Regions from separate parts of the Homo sapiens genome. Here region 2 is linked to region 1. A link is a loop called in an ENCODE intact Hi-C map of the cell type or tissue named here. Cell type or tissue: dorsolateral prefrontal cortex. All regions are shown on one strand.

Region 1 (2,500 bases):
TGTCAATCTTCAAAAGAACCTTGGGAGGGAGAAAAGTGGCAATGACTTTCTGCATATAAAATGGGGAAACTGAGGCTTGGAAAGGTTAGGAGATTGTATTGGGCCACCCAGTAATAGTGGGCAGTGCTAGAATGGGCACTATGGTTTGTTGAACAGTAGTTTATTTCCAATATGCCAGGCTGATGACCTGGCCAAGATGGCGTGACTTTGCCTCCCAGAGACCTTGACCTGCCCCTCTTTCCTGCTGCATCAGAGGAAGTGGAGAGAGGTGGAGGAAATCCCCACCACCCAACCAGGGTGGGTGGGAGAGTGTCAGGGTCAGGCTCGGTTTTTCACAGCAGCCTCAGAATCATCCTTGTTCACAAGGCGTCTTAGCATCTCAGAACGTCAGGGCTGGAAGGGACCCTGCTCCTTCAGTTCTGCTTCCATCCATGTTCCAATTGGAGACTCCAAGGCCAGAGACAGGAAGCAGCCAGTTGAGGAGAAGCAGGTGTTTAATGGAAGAGCCATCATGATTACCCAAGCCCTCTGACCCCTGTGATCAGTATTCCTGACTGCACTGGGCACAGCCTCCCTGGGTAAGGCCAGACCCCCACTAGCTCACTCTGTGGCTATGGGCAGGTCCCACTTCCTCTGATGTGTCATTTCCCCACATGGATGAATGAGGGTGCAAGTCCTGGCCCCATCCAACTCAAAGGGCAGCTGGGAGTTTGATTGATAGGTATAAACATAAGGGCAAAGACAGCTGACACCTCAGTTCCTACTGTGTGCTGCATCTGGGCTGGGCACTTGAAATATGAGGTCTTGATGACTCTGCAATCATATTCTCTGCCTGCCACACACTATGGACTCCCTCTCCTCTTCTGACCCTTCCTCCAATTACTTCATCTGGCTGACACCCAGTCATTACTGAGGTCTCATTAGATGTCACCTCCTCCAGGAAGCCCTCTCTAACGACCGATGTTCTGTCTTTGTGTTCCTGTGAGAGCTGTGCACCCTGGCATAGCATTGATCGCAGACTATAATCATTGGCTTTTTAAATGTCTGTATTCTCCAGAAGACAGTGGGCTCTCAGGGGGTAGGCAGGGTCTGGGTCTTTTGGGTTCACTGTGGTATCTCAATGCTCATCAAAGTGTCTGGTACATAATATGCATGCAATATATACCTGACAAGTTTGACTAGTGAGGAATCTGGGATAGTAGATATGAAAACACTGCAAATTACAAGGAGTTCTTCAAAAGGAAGGATAGAGTGATATGTGATGTTGCAATTCCACAATCTACCTACAGAGGGCGACGCCGAACCCAAGGGAATGCTCCAGTGACGGTGGCCTTTCAGCAGAGTTGGGTGCTGTGACATTTAAGGGAAAGGGAGGTCTATGACCCTTGCATCACACCACACAGTGATGATGCAGAGTCTGCTCCAATGATTCCCAAGACCCATACGGGTTAATTCCGGCAAAGGAACGATTCCTTGGGTTTTAGCTCCTGGCCTGGGAGTCACGCCCAGCTTGTGGTCATGGGATGATTAATCATAGCTAGACCCTATTCGTTATGTTGACTGCATGTTCTTTCTCTCTCCCTTCCCGTCCCCCCAATTAGATTTAATTAGATATTGATAATAGATGCTGGTGGAATGAGTCTCTGTGGTCTCAGGCTGGACCTGTGGCAGAGAAAGGGAACAGCCAGCCCCTGGGGACGGGACCTGTGGAGTCCAGGCCTTGGGAACTGAGTACCACTTCCAGTTCCTTTGTCTTTATGACCCTCTCCCTATGAAAAAGGAAATGCTTCCAAGGCTCCTCCAGTCAGTTTCTGTTCTCACCCCTTCCCTCTCTCTTTTCCTTTGGGATCCACAGCCCTGGCCATGCCTGTTGGAGCTGGCCCCTCCTCTCCAGCCTGCAGTTTTATTTCCCTAAGCCTCAGGTGTTTGGATGTGGGTCTTGCCTGGAGGGAGCAGGGGCATTGAGATTACCGATCAGCAGACATGCTTCCCTTCTCCTCCCACCGTGATGCCTATCACTCCTTTCCACTGATGGGGAGCTTAGCCATGTGGCTTGCTCTGGAAAATGGAAAGTCAGTGAACATAACCCAAGCAGAGGCCTTAAATAGGCATGTGTCGGTTGGCTTGATTTCTTGTGCTCTTGTGACCTAACAGGAGAAGAAGATACCCAGGGTGACCACTGTTTCACCAGACTAGGCTCAAGAATTAACACACAGGGATCAGACTTGAACCCAATCTACAGCCTATAGTGGAGCAGCCCAGCCAGGTCCAGCCTAGATCAGCCAAGCCACAGCCAGCCTGCAGCCCCATGAGCATGAGAATAAATGCTCACGGTTGTAAGCCACCAAGATTTTGTGCTATTTGTTTGCATCATTATTGCTGTAAAGGTCTGGCTGGCACAGAGGGTTGGGTGGGAACTCAAATAATGATACAACAGAACTGATTATTCCAGATTACAAGGCAGGAGACCTGGGCTGTAGTCCAAAAACTGCTAACTTCC
Region 2 (2,500 bases), 260 kb after region 1:
CAGCTCTGGAATTCTGTGCTGCCTCAAGCTCAGCTGCGCAGCCATGATATCATGACAAGGGGTAAGAAGCAGAGTGTCCAGCCAACCTGGCTAGTTGGGGTTGAGTATGGGGCTTCTGTGGAAATCAGGCATCAGAAAGTTCCAGATTCCCCAGGAGTAGGGTTATGTGACTGTTCTGAGAAGCAGACATGTGTGGCTGTAAATGTCCAGAGAAAGTGCCCCACCCTTGAGTGAACATTCAAAGGTGAGGCCAGGGGACACCTGGGAGTTGAGAGGAGGGGGAGGATGTGAACGAATTTTATAGGGTTCAGAAGTCCACTCCACAACTTATGGCCTTATACAAAGCATCTCTGTCCATGCCACACTGCTTTAAACACATCAGTGATGCCTTTCCATGGTTCTTAGGATACAGACAAATATCCCTGGTGTTGCCATACAGGACTTTGCATTGTCTGGCCCCTGCCTGCCCCTCGAGGCTCCTCTCCCAGTATGCACCCATAAGTGAAGATTCTGGGGATATCAGAGACCTCAGAGAGCCTTGAGAGAAGGAGGTAGAAGGACTAGAGTCAGGGAGACTGAGGTTAGGTGAGGTTAAGCAACTTGCTCAAAGTCCTGCTGCTAGATAGTGGTTGAGTCAAACTTCAAAACCCAACTCTCTGACTACAAAGTTCAGCTCTTTCTGTTAGGTCCCATTGAAGGCCATAAATACCCTGTTAGGGGTTGGAGGGATTTCCCCCTGAGCGATGGGCAGTATGAGGACTGGACCCTCGAATGCGCTGAATCCCTCTGGCTTGGGGAGCCTGTGGCAGGTAAGACAAGCCTTCCTCCCATCTCCCTCATATCATCATGAATGCCACTGCTGTAGCGGTGCGTTCAGGTCAGGTGCTGCGCTAGGTATGTTACAAAGATCACCTCACTGAATCCATACAGGAATCACAAGATGCCGGTACAGTTGTCCATTTTAGGGTTGGGGACATTGAGGCTCAGAGAAGTTAACTAACTGACCCCAAGTCTTGCATATGGTAAGGCGGAAGGGGTTTGTCTGAGTCCCCTTAGAGCAGCCCAGCCTTCTCACTCTAAGCTGATGGAGTGGTCTGGATCCCCCTTTGGGAAGCTCTGTGGCCTCCTCCGTGGGGGAGAGATGGAGATGGCCTGGGGGCAGAGGAGCTTCTGGACATGGCTGCTTCAGGCTGTCCTCATCATCACCCTGCCGGAGCCATCTGTCTGCAGTAGTGCTGCGGCACAGATCCACACAGAGGCTGTCAACGTCAAATGAGGACTTGAGGGAAAACAGCTTCCACCCTGCAGAGATGACACAGGCAGCACGGTTCACCTACTCTGAGATGACACAGGCAGCATGGTTCACCTACTCTCAGCACGGCAGAGCAGACAGGTGTAAGGAAGGGCCCCTTCTCCCCCACGCTGCCTCCCTGCATGCCCCTCCCAAGCTGGACTCTCTTTTGGTGAATGGTGGAAAATGTCTAGCAAAACCGTCCACGGCTGAGGCTGCTTCCAGTCATGGCACACAGACCTCAGGAATCCCATTAATGAGAGGGATGGCTTCTGAATTGGATACCATTCTTCAAGAAAGGAAGTTGTATTATTATTATTTTATTATTTTGCAAAGTGGTAGAGTAACTCAAATGAGTCTAAACAAGTATTGTCAAGTAGTGGTTCTTGGGGGACCTGCTGTAATGGCTATAATAGTCATTTCAATTGGCACATTAATTATATGGGAGCAGGTGCTTCTAAAATAATTGAGGGTGTAAGAAGGCTGTTTATTTCCTTACGTGCTTTCAACGTTCCCCTTCAACCCTCTTTACTCTATGAATATCAAGTCATGCAAAGCCTGTTCTTTGGAGACAGAGAAGTGAAGCCTGTCTGAAATCGCAGGCTCTAATTTAGGGAAGTCTCCAGTTTATTCGTTCATCCCTTCATCCCTCCAGGTAGAGAACTAACACCTGCAGAAAACCTTGGCAGGGCCTTGGCTGCAGCCTAGAGATGCCATCCCTGGCTCACACTCTGCTGGGGGGGACAGGTGTCATGTGACCCGCACCCTTGTCTGGAGCTATTCAAGAGTGAGGAAGGGACAGTGGGCATGGCAAGTAGAGGTGAGAGCAGGTGCAAAGGCCTGGGGGTGGCCCATCTGACTCCCATCAGGCGCTCAGTGAAGGGTCAGGAAGAGGGGAGGCAGGAGGAGGAGGCTGAGGGCAATCAGGGACCTATGCCAAGTCTGGGGTGCCCTGCAATGGAGCTTGAGCTATATCCAAGGGGAACAGTCAAGAAATTTTAAACACAAAAGCATCATCATTCGATTTTAGGAAGCTCTGGACCCCTCCCTAGAGATGTCTGATAAGCATCTCAGACTTAACATGGCCAAAGCAAAGCTCTGCATTTCTTCCCTAAACCTACCCCTCCCTTAGTCTTCTCCACCTCAGCGAACGGCATCACCATCCACCAGTTTCCGAAGCGAAAAATCTAGGGCGTCTCTCCTATCACA

The links. A loop is a pair of places that touch in the nucleus more often than their neighbours do. Peaks named below come from ENCODE experiments on the same cell type or tissue, not always from the same donor. Only the 100,000 strongest peaks of a DNase experiment are listed, where the experiment ranks them.
Region 2: it touches region 1 in a loop (2.0-fold over the local background); 1 of 110 quality-filtered maps calls a loop at or near these places.

What each region holds. Positions count from the first base shown.
Region 1 is chr1:17,983,407-17,985,906 of GRCh38, forward strand. No RefSeq gene overlaps it. Among named protein-coding and RNA genes, the nearest start is that of LINC01654, 81 kb to the right of the region's middle. In dorsolateral prefrontal cortex, a CTCF peak has its summit at 1,293 (motif pointing right); a DNase peak (open chromatin) is centred at 1,297; H3K27me3 peaks cover 609 bases.
Region 2 is chr1:18,240,857-18,243,356 of GRCh38, forward strand. The region is part of intron 2 of IGSF21 (immunoglobin superfamily member 21); the gene reads left to right. Among named protein-coding and RNA genes, the nearest start is that of IGSF21-AS1, 66 kb to the left of the region's middle. In dorsolateral prefrontal cortex, no CTCF peak of the experiment used is centred here; a DNase peak (open chromatin) is centred at 1,259.